Linked DNA regions of Homo sapiens: region 1 is linked to region 2. The links are chromatin contacts, found by Hi-C or POLR2A ChIA-PET in ENCODE. All regions are on one chromosome and are shown on one strand. The core of a region is the stretch at or near the end of the contact, and the rest is flanking DNA. Distances in the headings are between cores, read along the strand shown. Region 1 holds the start of ADAP2 (ArfGAP with dual PH domains 2). Region 2 holds the start of CRLF3 (cytokine receptor like factor 3).

What was found. Hi-C counts contacts between places; a loop is a spot of excess contacts on that map. ChIA-PET counts read pairs that join two places held with the same protein, here RNA polymerase II (POLR2A). Pooled maps may share reads with other maps.
Region 1: a loop to region 2 is called in a pooled map, with 2.1 times the contacts of the local background. The contact joins the promoter of ADAP2 here to the promoter of CRLF3 in region 2. A Hi-C loop is called at or near these places in 2 of 50 pooled maps. POLR2A ChIA-PET finds 5 or more read pairs at or near these places in 5 of 52 experiments (H1, K562, OCI-LY7 and 2 more).

What each region holds. Positions count from the first base shown.
Region 1 is chr17:30,919,190-30,923,571 of GRCh38, reverse strand. It overlaps ADAP2 (ArfGAP with dual PH domains 2), which reads right to left and starts at 1,627. Exons shown (of 11, transcript NM_018404.3): 1 at 1,464-1,627; 2 at 502-632. The coding sequence starts at 1,557. RefSeq lists silencers at 937-1,096, 1,257-1,306, 1,447-1,886.
Region 2 is chr17:30,822,228-30,826,515 of GRCh38, reverse strand. CRLF3 (cytokine receptor like factor 3) reads left to right here and starts at 1,824. Exons shown (of 8, transcript NM_015986.4): 1 at 1,824-1,993. The coding sequence starts at 1,865. RefSeq lists an enhancer at 1,531-1,825 and a silencer at 1,533-1,912.

The DNA of each region.
Region 1 (4,382 bases), core at 378-2,877, 97 kb before region 2:
TGGCCAGGAGCGGTTCAGGATGGTTCAGGCCTGTAATCCCAGCACTTTGGGAGGCTGAGGTGGTGGATCGCCTGAGGTCAGGAGTTCGAGACCAGCGTGACCAACATGGTGAAACCCCGTCTCTACTAAGTACAAAAAAATTAGCCGGGTGTGGTGGCAGGCGCCTGTAATCCCAGCTGCTTGAGAAGCTGAGGCAGGAGAATTACTTGAACCCGGGAGGCAGCGGTTGCAGTGAGCCAAGATTGCTCCACTGCACTCCAGCCTGGACAACACAGCGAGACTCCGTCTCAAAAAAAAAAAAAAAAAAGTAAGCAAATGATAGAGCCAGAATTTGAACTCTCGGCCTCTGTCTAAGCTGCCATCTTATAAGCTGTGTTTCCTCTAGCTAGACTTGCCCCTCTCTGGTTCTCAGTTTCCCCCTCTGTAGAATGGGAGCCCCCTGCCCGCTGCCTCTACTCCAGTCCCGCAGTTCCATGGCTCTCCACGGGCATGCCTTTCTACCTCCACAATACTGTCGTCCCAGAAGTCAAGTCGCACAGATTTAACTCTGCTGATGTCAGGGAAGTTACGGTGGACGCCGCAGCAGTTGAGACAGATGAAGATCCCCAGCTTGTAAGAGGCCCAGTCGGGATCTGCAGGGGATGAGGCAGGAGAGGAGCTGAGCGGAAAGCGCGGTGAAGAAACCAGGGCTGGGCTCGGGGCACTGGGGCAGGTGGGGCGCCCCTTCTCCCACCTAAGGCGAACTAAGCGGCCAGCCTGGCACCTTCTGGTTAGCCCACCGGCCGCTGCGCGGCGACCGGGGTGAAGATCCTGGAGGCAGTTCAGGGCCCGGGGAGAGAGTCTGAGGCTGCGCGACGTGGAAGTGAAGGGACTCAGAAGGAACCGAGAGGAGGGCGCGGGGGGCGCACCGCGGGGCTCGGCGCGGAGCTGCAGGTGGGGAGGCTGAGTTAGGGGGCCCTCGGCGTCCCCGAGGTGGGGCGCTGGGGAGGCCTTCGGGGGGCGTCTGGGAGCGGGCAGGGGGCACAGGACTGTCGGCGGCCTGGGCCCGACGTTTAGCCCTGGCTGGGATGTCTGAGTCCGAGGGCGTGGGGCGCGCCTGGGTGCGCAGACATCGAGAGCCCGGACTCGGGCGGTCGGGTGCCTGGCCAGGGAAGAGAGCGGGACTGGAAGGGCTCTAGGCTGCCGGCTCTCGTGTCCGGGTCCAAGCACGTGGGAAGATGCGCATCTGGTCCCGCGAGGGGAGCAGAGCCTGGGCTCGTAGGGGCCGGGGCAGGGTGTGGTGGAGACGGCCCTCGGGGCTCGGGTGAGAGGTTCACGGTGTGGGTGGGAGGGGTCGGGGCCCGCAGGTGCCACGTCTGGGTCCAGGGGGCCGAGGGCGGGACCCGGTGGGGCCGAGGGGAGGAGTCGGGTGGGCCTGGGGTCCGGCCGGGGGTCTCGCGCTGCCCGCGCCGCCGCGCCCTTACCTGCCGCCCCGCAGTCGGCGCAGTGCGCGTTGCCTGTGTCCGGCGCCCGCAGCAGCTCCAGCAGCCGCTTCTTGTTGCGCTCGCGATCGCCCATGGCCGGCCCGGCGGGCTCAGCGGGGCTCAGCCCATGGCCCGTGCGCTCCGCCCGGCAGGTGGAGAGGGACCCGGCCGCGGCGCCTCAGCCAGGCCTGGGCAGCCGCCAGCCCCGCCCCGCACCGTCAGGACTGTCCGCCCCTCCCTCGGCAGGTCCAGTCCGGCCCCGAGCTCCGCCGACGCGCGGGGAGGGACAGGAGCACGCAAATTGGAGTTTAACACACTGGCCTGAGATCAAATCGTGGCCTGTCACTTGGTAGCTACGAGACTGTGGACAACCTATTCAACCTCTGTGGGTCTCAGTTTCCGCGTCTATGAAAGAGGAACAAGGGCATATGTCTGCATCTCAGCGCTTCTTGGAAAATTAACCAGAATCTAACTTCTGTTAAAGCGTTCTGTTAATGTAAGATCTTACATCTATTTGGAGACGTATTTATATGCAAATGCCACCTCCTCAGGAAGCCCTCTGTGATACCCTGCCTGGAGTAATCTTTCCAGCCTCTGGGTCTCCAAGAATACTCTTGTAGTATCTGTCTATTTGTTTTGGACCTGAGCACTTTCTATCTACCTTGCATCACGGTTATTTATATACTTGTGTTAATTCCACTCTCTGACCGCAGACACATACACATGTCCACACCAGGGAGTTTGACGTCAGCAGTTTTATGTCTGTATTCCATATTGCTCCTATAAATGATACCTGCACATTTTTAGAAGTCCAACTAATAGTTGCATGATTTTGTTCACCAGAAAAGTGTGGTTTCACCAAGGTGGACACAGCCAGGCACTTTAACCTGTGAAGTTCCATCACCGCGAGGTGAAGGCAGGGTATAGGTGGTCTTAAATGTGGGCATTTCATTTCCTCTTTCCCTCTCTCCCATCTTTGTTACTGCTTGACATCATCTTCGTTACTCCTTGACATCATCTGCAATGACTCATGGGCCTCCTGGTGAAATATATACTGTACATACTTGCCATCTTCTATGTAGGTTAATACCTTAATGCACACAGATGCATTAAGCCATATGCATATGATAGACAGGTGTTAACCTTCAGGATAAAATCAGGTTTCCATCCTGGTGAATTGCAGCTGATGTTCTAGCTGACCTGCCCACACTCCCATTCAACATACATGCGGGCGCAAGCACACACGTGCACACACACGCACAGCAATATGGTGTAATGGAATGAATTCAGGAATCCAGAAATTCAGGCTTTAAATGTTGACTCCTTCATTTCCACATTTCCCAACTGTTTGTCTCTGGGCAAGTTCCTTCACTTCTCTGAGCCTCCAAACCCTCAACTGTTAAATGGAGAGCGTAAGATCCACTAATAGGGTCATTGAAATGGCACAAAGAAACCCTCCAAACATGGTGGCCTCCTTGCTTCCCCTGCCCCTATGGTCAGCTTGTGGAATTGTCGCTTGGAATGCTGTGTGTGATTCCCGTCATCCCTGGGGTGGAGGAGGTCAAGCTGCCAGGACTGAGCAGGAAGGGAGGGTGGAGAGTATTACCAAGAATAGCCAGCCATGAGGGGGTCTTGCCTGTGAGGGGGTGAGGCCTAGCCCAGGAGCAGCCACAGAGGAACCAGTGAGAGAGTCAGCTGGGGTCAGGGGGCATGGGGCTGTTTATTAAACCGGCTGAAAGATGATTCATTTCCGTTGCTTTAGATGAAAAAAGGGACAGAAATAAATCTCCCAGGAGAAAGATGGGAAAGTCAACTTAAGGTATGAAGGCAAAGGAAAGAGGGAGAGAGGGAGAAGAGGAGACAAGCTAAGGACATTTCTCCTCTGCCCAACACTGGGACAAAATTGTGATGCTGGGGGTGCTTCCTCGGCACCCGAGCCTTCACCAGTCTGTGCTCCTTTGCTTCTCTGACACCTTAGGTCTCACTGCCACCTCCCTGTAGGTCCCACAAAAGCCAACCCAGTTCTAAGTAGGCTCTGGTTGAATCTCAGAAACTTTAAAAAAAGCCGGGCGCAGTGGCTCACGCCTGTAATCCCAGCACTTTGGGAGGCCGAGGGGGGCGGATCACGAGGTCAGGAGATCGAGACCATCCTGGATAACACGGTGAAACCCCGTCTCTACTAAAAATACAAAAAAATGGCTGGGTGTGGTGGTGGGCGCCTGTAGTCCCAGTTACTTGGGAGGCTGAGGCAGGAGAATGGCATGAACCCAGGAGGCGGAGTTTGCAGTAAGCCGAGATCGCACCACTGCACTCCAGCCTGGGCGACAGAGTGAGACTCTGTCTCAAAAAAAAAAAAAAAAAATTAAAAAAAAAAAGAAAAAGAAAAAGAAAAAAAATAGCCAATCCAAGAGAACATACAGTATCTCATTCATAGTGAGGAGCCAGAGATTGAGAGATTCCTTTAGTTTCCCCTCTTCCCTTCCTTATTTCTGGAGGTTCCCATCAAACAGCCTTAATGTGGCATTTCAGGCATCCTCAGAGCAAAACAATGTACTCTGGTATTTTGTTTATAATGCTTTCTTTTCTTTTCCCTTCTTTTTTCTTTTCTTTGTTTCTTTCTTTTTTTTTTTTTTTTTTTTTTTTTGGTGGTGGTGGTTGTAGGACAATGCTAATGAACAATTACTGAGTGTTTTTTTTACAAGAGCGTCACACATTTGATCATATTTTAGCTTCATGACACCCTCAGAGGGCAGCATCACATCAGGCCACTTTACAGAAGAGAAAGCTGAGCCTCAGAGGATTTAAGTTACCCAAGGTCATGGAGCCAAATAAGAAGCGGAACAGGGCCTAAATCCAGATCTCCTACTGTGGCTCAGTCAGTCCCAGGTGATTTCATGAAACCTCCCTTTAGTGCATTCT
Region 2 (4,288 bases), core at 575-3,074:
AACATTTACTCTTTAGGAATTCATGCTCTAAATTTAAAAACAATGCATCTAAAAATGTCAAGTCTAGGGGTAAGCAGTTTTAGAATATTTCCTTCAATTTTCTTATTTGTTTTGTTTTTGGGTATAGTGTAGATATGTTAGATACACACTTCTTGCCTTCCATCAGACTAAGAAAACAAAGTTGAATGAGACCAAGATTCATGTCCTGGTTTTATGGAAGTTTTCCTTGTAATTTTACTTATTTATTTATTTATTTTTATTTTTATAGACATAGGGTCTTGCTATGTTACCCAGGTTGGTCTCTAACTCCTAGGCTCAAGGAATCCTCCCACCTCAGCCTCCTGAATTGCTGGGACCACAGGAGGGCGCCACCACCCGCGGCTAATTTTTTTTTTAAATCTTTTTGTAGAGAGGAGGTCTCCTCATGTTGCAAAGGCTGGTCTCAAACTCCTGGGCTCAAGCAATCCTCCTGCCTTAGCTTCCCAAGATTACTGGTGTGAGCCACCATGCCCTGCCCATAAGGTTTTATTACATACAGTCACACCTATTGTGACAGATACCTTCCGGTCTGGCAAGCCCAAGCCCAGCTTATTCACTACGGTCCTTACAGATAACACTTGCCAACACCCTTCTTGGACTTGTGCCAGAATTGCTGTCCTGCTGGTCATCTCTTGGGCCTCTCTCTTGGATCCCCCATTCGTCCACGAGCTTCTGGGTGGTGACACCTGGGTTTTGTTGTTGTTTTTTGAGACCGAGTCTCGCTTTGTTGCCCAGGTTGGAGTGCAGTGGCACAATCTTGGCTCACTGCAACCTCTGCCTCCCGGTTCAAGCAATTATCCTGCCTCAGCCCTCGAGTAGCTGGGATTACAGGCGCCCACCACCACACCCGGCTAATTTTTGTATTTTTAGTAGAGATGAGGTTTCACCAGGTTGGCCATGGCTGCTCTTGAACTTCTGACCTCAGTGATCCACCCGTCTCGGCCTCCCAAAGTGCTGGGATTACAGGCGTGAGCCACTGCTCCCCGCTGACACCTGGGTCTTAGTAAATTCCCCTAAGGCCTGCTCTGCTCTTAAGGACCAGGGCTTTTGTCATCAGATCTGGGCTCAAATTCTGCGGCTTGGAAAAGTCGATTCGCTATTTTTTAAAATTTTTAATTTAAAAAAAAGTATTTTTTATTTAGAGACAGGGTCTCGCTCTGTCGCCCAGGCTGGAGTGCAGTGGCTCCATTACAGCTCACTGCAGCCTCGGCCCCCGGGCTCAAGCGATCCACTGGGACCACAGGCGTGCTCCACTACGTGTTGCTAGTAGTAGCAGTAGTAGTAGTAGTAATAGTAATAGTAGTAGTATTTTTGGTGAGAGAGGGTTTCGCCGTGTTGCCCAGGCTGGGTCTCGAACTCCAGAGCTCAAGGGATCCGCCCGCCTCGGCCTCCCAAAGTGCTGGGACTGCAGGCGTGAGCCACCGCGCCCGGCCGATTCCCCCCTTTATCCCTCAATTTCCTCATCTGAGCAATGGAGATACAGGTAGGGCTGAAGGTCAGGCAAGAATGCGATGAGCTGTGAGAAGCACTTGGCAAGGTGCGGGTTATCAACCTTGCCAGGCCTCAGCACGTTTCCCAAGGAGGCCCAACCAGCGGCGCTGTGCCGCAGCACGGAAGAGGCGGGGTGAGCCGCGGGGCGGGCGGCGCTGGGACCCGGACGCCACCCGCGCGAGGCGCCGCCGTGCGCCCGTCAATCAAGGTCGTCGTGGGGCATGGGGCGGCGGGGCTGGGCGGTGCTTCCGCCTGCGCGAGGCCGCGCCGGGCCGCTTGGAGGCGCCCGGTGCAGTCGGGAACCCGCGCTAGGTTTCGCCGGCCGCGCGGCCAGATGAGGGGGGCGATGGAGCTGGAGCCTGAGCTGCTGTTGCAGGAGGCCCGCGAGAACGTGGAGGCAGCGCAGAGCTACCGGCGGGAGCTGGGTCACCGGCTTGAGGGGCTGCGTGAGGCGCGGAGGCAGGTCGGAGGGCCACACCCACAGGGGCGCTGTGGGCCCGGGGGTGGCGCGGATGCCGGGCGAAGGCTGGGAGGGCTTTGAGGGGTGGGACTGTCCGAAAACTCTGGAGTAGGGAAGAGGCATTCATTTGAAAGGAGACCTAATGGAGTCTGGGAACGGGGAAGGTGGGAGTTGGGGAGGTCGTAAGGGGAAGTTTTGGGGGTGGAGGGAGGGTGTGAGGAGCGTTCACTAAACTGTGGGGCAGCGATGGGAGTAGCGGTGGCCTCCGAAGTTTGGGAGAGTGAGGGACCAGAGCAGAATCCGAGGGGGTCATGCGGGTAGTGATGAGTCGGGGGAGGAGGAGACTGGTAAAAAACCTGCGGTGGGTAGGCGGGGAGGCATTGATTTTAGAGAGCCTGAGGAAGAGGTGGGACAGTGACCTGGGAGAGCTGAAAGTGGAGACAAAATGGATATTGGAAGGGGAGGACTAAGGGGCGAGAGTGAGGGAGAGGTAGGGATTGAGAAGCAGTAGCATTTGACAATAAATGCGGTTAATGCCTGAATAATATGTCATACGATCTTGAATGCTTTTTAAAAAATCATTTAGAGTAATCCTGTTCTAGAAGGTTTAAAATTTAAGGTGAAGGTGAAGCTATGTTGGAAGAGCAGAAGGAAAATGATTTCCTTTTCCTTGAGAGAGGGAATACAAAGGTATAGAGAAATGGAAAAATAGATTTTAAGAGAGGAGTGCTGAAAGGAAAAGCTAAATATAATTTCAAGTGGTGCAGTTATCTGTTTCACAGGGCAAGAGTTATCAAAGATACAGGAAAGCCATATGGTTTCTCTATACCCTCGAATATATATAGAAAAAGATATAACCCGCTGCCAATTGGCGATAGGACGGATAATCTTCAGAGTACTATTAACGCAACTGCTTAATAAGTGCTTTTTGAGTGAGTGGGATTCCATCTGAATTTCTCTGGGTCATACTTGATATTAATCTAGTTGGTCGTCTTAGCACTTCCTTGCTGCATATAACCTGAAAATGGTAGAAAAGTGCTGTGCTAACAGTGTCTTTGGATATTCTCATCATTAACGACTCAACATGTTTTGGGTTTTATATATATATATAAAACATATACAAACATATATAAGTATGTATATATATAATCTGTTTTTTTTGAGACGGAGTCTGGCTGTGTCGCTCAGGGTGGAGTGCAGTGGCACTATCTCGGCTCACTGCAACAACCTCCGCCTCCCGGGTTCAAGCGATTCTCCTGCCTCAGCCTCCTGAGTAGCTGGGATTACAAGTCTGCGCCACCACACCCGGCTAATTTTTGTATTTTTAGTAGAGAGGAGGTTTCACCAGGTTGGCCAGGATGATCTTGAACTCCTGACCTCGTGATCCACCTGCCTCAGCCTCCCAAAGTGCTGGGATACAGACGTGAGCCACCGCGCCCGGCCGGGTTTTATATATTTAAAAATATTTGTAAAGCCAGTGTAGGCCAGACATCATTTGCATTTTAGTGGCGAAACCGGAAGCAGAATCTAGATATGATTATGCTGATTTGGTGAATACTTTTCAAGGCCTTTCAATGCACTCATCTCTATTTCTCTTTGAAAATATCTGCATTATTCCTTCTGCTATTTTGAAATAGGGACTCTAGATGTAAGACATTGTATGAAAAGAAAGATATTAAAATACCATCTAACATTTCAGTCAGTTAAGATGTATTCTATATGACCATGATTATTGTTTTTGTATTAGCAATTAAGAATCAGAGTTGACACTAAATGAGTGAGTTTAGCACCTGGGAGTAATTAATTTCTCTTGATATTGGATGCATTAAAAAAAATCGTGATTACACCCTAGATGGTTCAGTATTCAATTTTCAAACCTGTATTTTTTCAATTTTATATCCAACAATTTAAATACAGGACATGCTTTTCTGTGGTTTAGTTTATTATGAGCTTTGTTTTGTTTTGTTTTTGAGGCCCATTGTCTTGGGCTTCAGACAGAAAACACTAAATGAACATCGATCACAATTAGGTTCCTGATGACATTGCCTTCTGACTAGACTGAGTAATAATGTAGTTCTCTTTTGTGAGTGTGAGTCTCTTTTGGGAATGTGTTTTGTGCCAGTGGCAGTTACAACAGCATCTCTCGAAGCTAACTCTAGTGGATTGTGCATGTTTGGGTTTGTGGCATAAGTCCTCTGTCAACTTGCATTTTAAGGAAGGTCTATGGTACAAAAATATTATCAAAGTAAGCAGCTGCTTTTGTTTGGTGGTTTGGATATTTTTAGGGTTCCAGTCATT